Linked DNA regions of Homo sapiens: region 1 is linked to region 2. Evidence: chromatin contacts called from ENCODE Hi-C or POLR2A ChIA-PET data. All regions are on one chromosome and are shown on one strand. Each heading gives the region's core, a stretch centred on a gene start or an enhancer-like site at or near the end of the contact. The rest is flanking DNA. Distances are from core to core; before and after follow the strand shown.

Evidence for each region. A loop is a pair of places that touch in the nucleus more often than their neighbours do. ChIA-PET counts read pairs that join two places held with the same protein, here RNA polymerase II (POLR2A). Pooled maps may share reads with other maps.
Region 1: a loop to region 2 is called in a map of PC-3, with 2.3 times the contacts of the local background. The contact joins two enhancer-like sites. A Hi-C loop is called at or near these places in 4 of 168 maps with a recorded cell type or tissue (DLD1, PC-3, PC-9 and 1 more), 1 of 37 single-sample maps with no recorded cell type and 1 of 50 pooled maps. POLR2A ChIA-PET finds 5 or more read pairs at or near these places in 2 of 52 experiments (PC-9 and Panc1).

The regions. Positions count from the first base shown.
Region 1 is chr12:26,044,497-26,049,930 of GRCh38, forward strand. The region is part of intron 2 of RASSF8 (Ras association domain family member 8); the gene reads left to right. Among named protein-coding and RNA genes, the nearest start is that of BHLHE41, 78 kb to the right of the region's middle. RefSeq lists an enhancer at 2,947-3,546. Within about 2 kb of position 3,340, at least 3 of the 41 ENCODE cell types and tissues checked have a DNase peak (open chromatin) inside an H3K27ac peak, as active enhancers do.
Region 2 is chr12:26,093,381-26,099,111 of GRCh38, forward strand. No RefSeq gene overlaps it. Among named protein-coding and RNA genes, the nearest start is that of BHLHE41, 29 kb to the right of the region's middle. RefSeq lists a silencer at 3,746-3,815. Within about 2 kb of position 4,296, at least 3 of the 41 ENCODE cell types and tissues checked have a DNase peak (open chromatin) inside an H3K27ac peak, as active enhancers do.

The DNA of each region.
Region 1 (5,434 bases), core at 2,090-4,589, 50 kb before region 2:
GTTGAGCTGTTTATATTATCAATGTACTGTAGGTTAGGTTGTATAGCTCATTCATTCTGACTGCTGATGACTATGTCACATTCATCTACACCTGGTGATGTACTTTCAATAAAGGACAGAGACCAGGCCTAAGCTCAATTCTATATGTAGAATACTGTAAAATAGAGTACCACTTTAATCAGTATCACTGAAATTTACAATAAATATCAGGTATTTTGCCCTGGAATTTCACAATGCACATCTTAAACTTAGTATCTGTCTTCTCCAGTAGTATGAAACACTCATTAAACAGTATAGCGCCTCCTGGATTATTTAAAGCCCAAAACTTTCCCAATTAATTGCAGAGCAGCACACAGTATCTCTTTAAAGAGAATGACAACTATAGAGAGTATGAAGAATAAAGTATAGCTGTTTGGAACAAAAGCATTATTTGTTTTATTACAGTGAATAATGAGCCTCTCTTCAAATTTGGCTACACTGAAAGATACCTGTTACTTTGAAATATCACCAAAGGATGTACCTATTTTTGCATTTCATCTAGGGACTTAATTATTTAATTGGCTTAGATTTTCTTCAGAAAACAAATAGAACAATCAAAATTATTCTTAACCCTTAGAGATTAGGAAAAAACTAACTGCCTTTTCAAATTGTTTGAATGGACACTTTTTTTGTTCTCTATGAACTGAAATAGCCTTAATTTAACAAAGACTCATAGGGATCATGCATGATTGGTTTTACCAAATATTATTTTTGGCTTCCATATCCTTAAAGCATTTAATATTTTATCAACTGAATAAGTATAGTAAAGAAATTTTAAGAAACATTAAAGTTTTCTGCTTTGCCTGCTGTGCTCATTAAATTTTAACATTGAAGTCCAATAGAAGTTTTGTAGTCTAGCAGCCACTCTGACTCATGAGTCAGGGGCTCAAATTTTCCTTAATCTTACATATTTGTTTTATTACCGTTTCCTCACAAAATTATTTTATTTTGTCTTTGAAGTATTTCCATACCAACTTAGCTTTAAAAATGTATACCTGCAAAGGAATATGCTTTGATATGTGACATTTGGCTCTTTGAAGCCACCACTGTAGTCCTCACAATGGACAATGTTTTGTTGAAAAGTTTTCACATTTACTTTATTGTAACTATAGAAATGTTCTTGTTTGTCAGGATTTATGGGCTCAATATTTACAATACCATAAATGAGAAGTCCATAGTCATCTTGGTTTCATGGATAAAAAATAAATGTCTTTTTATCCCCTATTAAGTAGAATGGTGGATTTCATTGCAAAATGTTAAATATTAAATATGTAAATAATTCAAGTAGTTTGATTTTTAAATATTAAATTAAGGAATTAGATTCATTATACCTGAATGGTGACTGGAAGGTAACGAACTTAATTTGCCATCTCTTACGTAGACAAAAAGTCCCTAATCAGGTGGCCCATACCTATTCAGGTGTGCAGAAGAAAAGTGATTCTATTTTTGGCAGACAGATTTTAATGGAAAGGACATAGATTTGGGCGATCAGATAACATCTGGATTCAGACTGGAGCTCTATTCCTGCTTTACTGAGATGAGAGAGACTGGAAGGAGCAGTTTTCACCAGGAACCTCAGGGGTTGTATATTCCTAAGTCTGATTTGAACACCACCTCTTTCTTCTCCTTATTTCTGTGGCAACAATTGACTAAATTTATATCATTTGGTTTAGTAGTGTTGGAAATTATAATTCCCATGGTCACATTTACTTGATTACTTTCTCTCCTAAGCCAGAATTAGTGATTACAAATGTCCTTGCAAACTTTGCTAATAACTTTATTTCATGAATAGAAGTAACTGTGTCACTAGTGGTTCTGAGTGTTAGATTTGCATCTGCCACTTACTGGGTGGGTAACCCTGAGTAAGTTACTGATTCTCTATGCCTGCATTTCCTCTTTTGTTTAATAATTCATGTCACATAGAGCAACAGATGAGTATTAAAAGGATTAAATATCTGTTCTGCCTTGGTGACAGCCAAAAAGATTTAAAAAATTTTTTAAAGGATTAAATAAAAGGGTGCCTGGGCACAGTGGCTCAGGGCTATAATCCCAGCACTTTGGGAGATCGAGGTAGGAGAATCACTTGAGACCAGAAGTTCAAGACCAGCTGGGCAACATAAGGAGACCCCATCTCTTTAAAAAAAAATAGTATTTATATAAAACAGTCAACATTGCGTCTTTCACATAGTAAGAATTCTTGTTGCTAGATTCAGTAAAAGCAAGGTGTTACCATTTGGCTAGTTAGTTTTCAATGAAGGTACCAATGTGTACCTGCTTAAGGAGAAATATCACAGATATAGTTATACTTAAATCTACCTTAAAATATCACCAAGTTTTCACTAATTTTGTTTTTCCATAGGAGTGTATTATACTCACTGTCAGTTTTCTCATGATTTGTGAAAGAAAGCCATGAAATAGCACATGTAGTAGAAAGCATAATTTAATTGATGGCAGAGTTCAGGGATTTTCACATGAAGACTTTGAGAGTGTGGTCTCTAATCCCAGTTCTGAGAGCTTTAACGGGAGTTAAACCATCATAGAACTTGGCACTGCACACATGCCTCAGATCATCTCTGGAGGGTTGCAAAGTAGTCTGGGAACCTAACAGAAAGTATAATTGCAAAACAGATGGCTTTTTATGTTCCTTTTTATAATACTGCAGCAAGAAATGGAGCCCAATGGTATATTATTTTTATATTTCTTATTTATGAGATTTTGTGCCAGGAAGGTCAAATTGTAAGGTCCCATATTGTTCCACCTTCCATAAACATTTAAGAAAATTAGCAAGAACAGACCACACACAGTTTTTTCTTGCTAATGTTCTTATATCAATAATAACTCATTTTATGATCTCTTTTAACTAGAATTCTTGAGAGGGGCAACTCCCTCAACATCTTCTGTACTGGGCCCTTTAATATATGTAAAACTTAATCATTTAATTTCAGTTTTCTGAATAATCTAAAGTAGTTTTGTGCAAAGACTGGCTCTGCCGTCACCTGTGCATGGGACCTTGATCCTGTGTATAACCTGGCCAGGCCTCAGCCTTCTATGTTCAGTGAAATGACTGTACTAGTTGATGACCAGTGGGCTGCCAGCTATGAAAGGCGAGACATATTAATGCTTTGAATGAAACTATGTCGACTTAGCTGGTAACTACCGTCTCTAGCAGCAGAGAGGCCTGGACAAAAGAGCACCAGCAGGAGATCCACCTGCCTGGGTCCCTTCAGGGCTGCCCTGCCATCAGGGGTCAGATTGTAGGCATGGCTTCAAAGACAGCCACACTGTGAAAGTTTAAGAGTTTGTAGTACTTACTGACCCTGGGGGGTACACAGCACGCCTGGAGGCCACATGTAGGTAGGTCAGGTTGCAAGCAGGTAGAGAGAAAGGGAGCTGGCAAGTAGCATTCTATTTTGGGTAATGAAATGTGAGTCACAGGCAGATGCCGTAAGGGTCCATTTAAAGGAAGCGGCTAGAAAGCAGGAAGCCCAGTCCATGAGGCAGGAGAGATACCTCCAAGTTTTTATTCCTGGCCACTGGCTGGAACCATTTGGGTAGGCTGTAGTACTGGAAACTATGTCAAGGGCAATTGAGCCGGGTTGACTTATATTTAAAAATGGATGCTGAGGCAGCATAAAATTAAAAGCACTCACTGTGCACTGTGCTGATCCATTTGGTTTCCGGGAACTCTGAAATGCATAACCTTTTACATGCCTGGAGAAAGTACCATCATTCACCCATCCCTGACATCTCTAGGTATGAGAAGCTGACAGCTTCTTTAGAGCCTTCACCAGGTAGAACCAAATGTATTTTTGAGTGTTGCTGGTAGGCTTATGACTTGGGAAGAAGAATATAGCAAGGCTGGAGTGGTAGAGAGGAGGGGGAAAAAAAGAAAAGAAAGATGCATATGCTGAGAATAATGGCATTTGTGTGGAATGGTGGATTCCAGTTAGAGGTGACTCAGGGCTACTAGTACTGGAGAGATTGGGCCCATCAGGAATTGTCTTGTAATGAGGGCTACAGGGCCATTGGAAGCCCTGACCAAGACTGAATTGTACATTTCTGTGTGTTGCTCTCCATTCATTCCTTTGCACTATTTTCATTTTTCATACCTCCCAAGTGGCTATTTTTTCATGCCACTCATGGCTCTCTCTAGCCTCTCTGTGCCTTCTTCCTCTCTCACCTTTTTGTTTTTGTTTTGTTTTTTGTTTGTTTGTTTTGTTTTGTTTTGTTTTTTTCAGACGGAGTTTCACTCTTGTCGCCCAGGCTGGAGTGCAATGGTGCATTCTTGGCTCACCGCAACCTCCACCTCTCATGTTAAAGCGATTCTCCTGCCTCAGCCTCCCTAGTAGCTGGGATTACAGGTGCCCACCACCATACCCAGCTAATTTTTTTTTGTATTTTTAGTAGAGACGGGGTTTCACCATATTGGCCAGGCCGGTCTCGAACTCCTGACCTCAGGTGATCCGCCTACCTTGGCCTCCCAAAGTGCTGGGATTACAGGCGTGAACCACTGTGCCCAGCCCTCCTTCATCTTTTTTAAGGTATGGTGTTCTGGGCTTAAAATCCCAAGCTAAATACTTGCCTTGTAAGTGCACTTCTGTCAGATAGATGTCACAGAAGAATTCAGTCTAATAAGCATGTTCTTGTGTTTCCATGGGGTATTAGAATGATTTTACAAAACATAACTTGGAAGGGATGGGAAGAAATGACTTTTTAGTGGTGTTGGCTAGTAAATTAGATTAGTAAGAGGAATTATTCTGAAGCTGGGCTAATTTTTGAGATGAGCCTTTGATTATTGAAAACATATCTCTTAGTTTTCTAAAACAGGTAATTTTACATAAAGATTTTGTTTTTCCTTGAATTACAATTACTACATAAAAATCTTACATTTCCACTGTGAACTTTAATTGACTGGCAAAAATTAACCCAAATTGTTAATTTAGAAATAAGTGCCATCCTTCAGTTATTCTGCAGCATATTGTACTCCCAAAAGATTTCCAATGCTGTTTTATGCACCGTTGATTAACCCTGCTGGGTATGAGAGAAGTCTCTACTTCAAAGTCATAGAGCTTTAACATTGTATATGGTCGAAAAAATATAATTGTCAGTAAGCTATCTGGAGCTGGGCTTTTAATAAGAAACTCAACTGAGTGCCCTTGTAGCACTCAGTGTAAATTTGATGCTCAATGAAAAACTAAAGTTACTAGTTATATTCATTTGAAAAGTTTATCCTAAGGAAAAGACGGAATTCTTTTTTTTGTTTTTTGAGACGGAGTCTCGCTCTGTCACCCAGGCTGGAGTGCAATAGTGTGATATCTGCTCACTGCAAGCTCCGCCTCCCAGGTTCACACCATTCTCCTGGCCTCAGCCTCCCAAGTAGCTGGGACTACAGGTG
Region 2 (5,731 bases), core at 3,046-5,545:
CTGCCTGGGCAACATGGTGAAATCCCGTCTGTACTAAAATACAAAAGATTAGACTGGCGTGGCGGCGTGCATCTGTAATCTCAGCTACTTGGGAGGCTGAGGCAGGAGAATTGCTGGAACCCGGGAGGCAGAGGTTGCAGTGAGCAGAGATTGCACCACTGCACTCCAGTCTGGGTGACAAGAGTGAGACCCTGTCTCAAAAAATAAATAAAAATAAGTAAAAATAAAAAATAAGTTAATGAGCAGCTCCCTCCTTTTTATGCCTTCTCTATCCCAAAACACTGAATCTATATTCACTGATATGAACAAATAACCTAAGGCAAAGAACATGACCTTTGTACATAAAATGTGTCTTCTGTTATGTACATGTGGCAAATGAACTTAATTCTTAACATGATTATCTCAGCTTCATGTAAGCTGCATGTGCAGAGGTGGGCAGGGATTGGGCCACACAATTCCAGGATGCTTTCTAACTCTAACACATCTGTGGTTTGGGATTATAGTCCAATTATATAGTGCTTTTAATAGTTGTTAAGAGGTAGAATTTTATTTCTTTATAAGGACCAGTAGGAATGAAGCAAAATCTACTAAAGCTTCATCAAAGGAAAATGTATTTACATGCCCAGCCATGTCTGTTTTAGATCCATAGTGGGAGACTGACTACTAACTGTTTGAGGCCACAAAATCAGTGGAAAGAAAACTCACTTCATTAAAATGGGCACATGCATTCAAAAATGAATCTCATATCTGGCTGTGAAGATCATCATTATCTTTCAAAAACCATGGTGAAATAAAGTTGAATGAATTCACCACAGACCTGAACTATAAGAAATGTTAAAGAAATTTCTTCAGGCAGGAAGAAAATGATATCACTTAGAAATATGTATCTACACAAAGGAATAAAGAGCTCCAGAAATGATAACCACAAAGATGCATATTTCATTTGCAGATTTCATTAGCAGGTCTGAGGCAGCAAATGAAGAAATGAAGAAGAGAGATCTGGTAGAAACAGATGGATTGATCATTCAGAGAAGGAACAGCTGCCAACTCTACACTCAGGGAAGAGAACCAGAAAGATAAAATTTATTGCAAGATTTATTAGTAAGGGTTCTCCAGAGAAACAGAACCAATACGATGGATGGATAGATAGATGATAGATAGATGATAGATAGATAGATAGATAGACAGATAGATACATAGATAGATACATAGACAGAGATAAATATTTGTATCTCTATCTCCAGAAAGTGACCTATTACAAGGAATTGCTGAGACCTCCCCACAATCTGCTGTCTGCAAGGTGGAGATCCAGAAAAGCTGGCAGTATATAGTCCAATGTACCTCTGGAGGTCTGAGAATCAGAAGTACTGTTGGTTTAAGTCCCAGTTTGAAGACAGGAGAAAACCAATGTCTCAGCTTAAGTGGTCAAGCAGATAGCACGAATTCTCCCTTTCTCTGTCTTTTTGTTCTATTCAGGCCCTCAACAGATTGGATAATGCCTGCCCACAGAGGGAGGACAAACTACTCTACTCAGCCCATCCAAATGCTAACCTTACCTAGACACACCCTACAGACATTCCCAGAAATCACATGTAGCCTATATTTGGGTACCCGTAATCCAGTAAACTGGCACATAAAATTAACCACAGAGAAGGAGGACAAAGAAGGGAGGAGAAGAGAAATCATTTAAAAATTCTAATAGGCTAATGTCAATCAGTCATCAAGCAAAGACCAAACGAAGTTCAGTATACCATTTGAGAAGGCACAGGGAGGGAGCTGAGATATGTGTTTAAAAGATTGTTGTCTAAATGGAGTAAAATGAAATTTTACTATCAGCCTAGTAAAAAATTTAAATTGGATTTTCTACTGTATTATTATTATTATTATTATTATTATTATTATTATTATTATTATTTCAGAGATACTGTCCTGATCTTCCAAACCAGGTGGGTCCTGGAAAGCAGGAACTTTGCCTTCTACCTTTGGACTTCCTCTTCCCATGCTCACTCAGCACATTCCCCAAGGCTGGTACTCATAGAACAAGTGCATTTTTACCGAATCTTTCGTAAATTATAAATTTTCAATTTAAAATGACTCCTCCTAGCAAGCACAGTCACACTTTTTGAAAAGTTGAGCTGAAGAAATCCTAGTACTTGTCTATGCTTAAGTACTACTGAGTTTTAAATGTGAACTTGATTTTGCTTCAGAAGTCACATATTTATGCAGGTTTCTTTATAGCAAATATCCTTCAGTATTTTAGTCATTTAAAACATATCTCATTAGATATAGAAAACATCTTATAATAACCACATTAATAATCTTTATCCCCACCTCAAAATGATGGCTCTAAACTCAAAACAGTGTGCAAGTCAAGGTGCTATGAGGCCAGGAAACAAGCACATGGTTCTACCATCAGAATCCCATTTCAGCTGTTCCTGCCTGAGAGTAACTGCTGACCAGTTCACTAAAAGTTCCTCCACATTCTTCCAAAGAGCCTGAATTATACATTCCTATTGGGAGTTAATGGAAGCCCAAACAAGCAAAAACTAATTTTGGCTGTACTTTTGTGAAATTGATTCAAGTTAGGGCCAACTTCATGGGTATGTAACCTGCATGGTTGTACAGGGCATAGAACTCAGAAAGGCCCTGTGCTTAGTTCACTGCTCTGCTCTCAGCATCATGAAATGCTTAACAATTTTATTTTTGAACTTGTGTTTTGTAAGTGAATCCTGATAGGACAATGGAGCATGTGTGAGCAGAAGAGATGCATGCAACATGCCTACGTACTATGCTTTCCCTCCTCACCTGCATACAGAATTCATAGTGTCCCAGAGCACAGAATTCCAGGGGGCCCACAGTGCAAGACTCAAAGTTCATAAAGGAGGCGTGTTATATCTATAGCTGAGCAAGAGAGAACACTGAGAGGCCACTCTTTCCTTTTGAACCACAACTTGCTTCTAACACAGATAAAAATAATGGCATTCTCAGAAATTATATCACATCCTTTCTTCTTCAGCCAGCACTTAGGCTGAAAATTTTGACAAGAAAGGAAAGCAAAAGATAGGGCAACCCAGAGTCCCTTTACGTTTCAGTCCTTCCTTACTCATCAGCACACCAAAGGCAGACAGTGTTGGTTGAATATGCACGAATCAAGAAGTGACATAAAAACAAAGTAGTTTTGTCCAGCATTTTCACTATTTTGGTAAGAATCAAATATACATGCATGTGTGAGCTACAAAATTCAAATTGTGTAATTTTGGTAATACAAAAGCACAAGGTATATTTGTACATAATGGAAGTTACATTTGCTCTTATATTTGTGCTTAAAGGACACATCATAAAGATAAATGGTAACATTTATGCTAATCATGAAAATTTTCCATTTTTCTTTGGCATTTAATGGCATTTAATGCCAATTTTCCATTTGGCATTAAATGGCAAATTTTAAAACCCCATAACTAGTCAGGAGAGAGACTATGGAAGAAAAGAAAAGGTATTTTAGTACCTTTAGTGGCATTTTTTCCTGTTTGTTGAACAAAGGGCATCACATTTTTCATTTAGTGCTGGGTCCTGCAAATTTTGTAGCCACCTTGTAGGTGAGAAAAGCAGAAAATGATGAGAAAATTAAACTTGAAGCAATGACAGAAAAACATTAAACGACTATTTCTGCAGGGAGTCAGCAAAAAGTGTTCTAACTATTCATTCTGAAAGAATAATATACTATAACTTTCTCAATTACCTCTATCATTTAAACAAAGCACATTAATTTACTTCCCATTCACTTGGCCCTGGGGGTAGGGAGAGTCCCTGGTTATTTCAAGAATCCAATGTCTGCAGTAACAACGAGTCTTACACTAGGGGGCAGCAGCTACCGTCCAGCCACCTTCCAGGGCTCCAAAGCTGCGCCTTAGGTGAATCCTTACTTGAAGAGATCCTGAAAAAATGAAGGAAAACACATTACTAAAGAAGTTTTCTTTTTATCTTTATATTAATTTGCTTTGCTGCAGTGTTTCTGAAAGAGAATGGGCCGCTCGTTCTGAAGATTTAAGGTGTTTCTTTGCCAATAAAGAAATAGCAATTGAACATATTTTATCTGCTCACACTCCATGGCTCATTTCTGAAGTGACAAAGTAACATGGTCTGAAAGATCTTTTTAAACTTAGTTTCTCTGTACAGCCTAGTAGTAATTGGTAATTTTTATCTACTATGGATTTGATCAAAAGGAACAACTCATTGCACTGAGAACACTAAGCTATCGAGTGATACCAAGTGTTAATTTTGTAATTCATGAAGAGTACAGATTTTAGAGGGAAACTGCTGAGTCAAGGGATTACTCAGTCTTTACAAATCCACACTCACTCAGCTTGGCTTGAATTATTAAAGAATCAGGTTGTCCTAACTATGAACAAGAATCCAGAAGTCCAGACTTTATTTAAAAAAAAAAAAACCAGAATGTGTGAAGATGGGTATATTTGCAAAGATGTGGAGAGTTATTCAGTTTGTGCTAAAATAAGAATAGCATTGTCCTACAACTGAGTTGGCTCAAATATAGTTTGCAATATAGCATTCATTTGTTCCAACACAATTTTCCAAATACAAATTTAATGAAAATGTAGATTGAAAGTCCCATTAAATAACATGCTAAGAAACCACTATTGTGAATTCCAAATTCTCTGGCAATATTTCATAAAGAAGTTCTTTTTATCCCAGCTTACTATAAACCTTCAGGGTGGTGGTTCTCAATTGAGACAGTTCCATCTACTAGATAGTATTTGAAATTTTGCAGGGGTGTTTTTGGTGGTCTCAGTGATTACAGGAACTACTTCCTTTTAAGATGGTGGAAAAACGGTAGCAAGAAAACAAACAAAGAAGTTTACCAATGGGCCAAGAACCTGAACAGACATTTCTCAAAAGATGACACACAAATGGCCAATAAGTTCATGAAAAAAATGCTCAACAGCACTCATCATTAGGAAAATGCAAATTAAAGCCACAATGAGATACTACATCACATACAAAAGATAACACATGTTAGCAAGGATGTGGAGAAAAGGGAACCCTTTACACTGTTAGTGAGAATGTAAATTAGTACAGCCATTATGGAAAATGGTATGGGGGTCCTCATAAAACTAAAAATAGAACTACCATATGATCAAGCAATCCCACCTCTGGGTATGTATTCAAAAGTGTTGAAATCAACATGCAAAAGAGATATCTGCATTCCCATGTTCACTGCAGCATTATTCACAAGAATGTGAATGCCAAACTACGGAAGCAACCTAAGCGTTCATCGACAGATGAGTGGATAAAGAAACGTGGTACATAGACACAGGGAAATACTATTCAGCCTTAAAAAAGAAGGAAATTCTGCCATTTGTGACAACATGAATGAACATGGAGGACATTATACTAAGTGAGATAAGCCAGGCACAGAAAGGCAAATACCACATGATCTCACTGACATGTAGAATCTAAAAAAGTCGAACTCATACAAGTAAAGTGGGGGCTACCAAAGGCTAAGGGAGAAGGAGTGAGAGGGTATGGGGAGATGTTGGTCAAAGGGCACAAAGTTTCAGTTAGACAGAAGTAATAATCTTTCGAGATCTATTGCATATCAGGGTGATATGGTTAATAATAACGTATATTTCAAAGTAGCTAAGAGAATAAATTTAGAATATCTCCCAACAAAAAATGGTAAGTGAGGTAATTGATATGTTAATTAGCCTGTTTT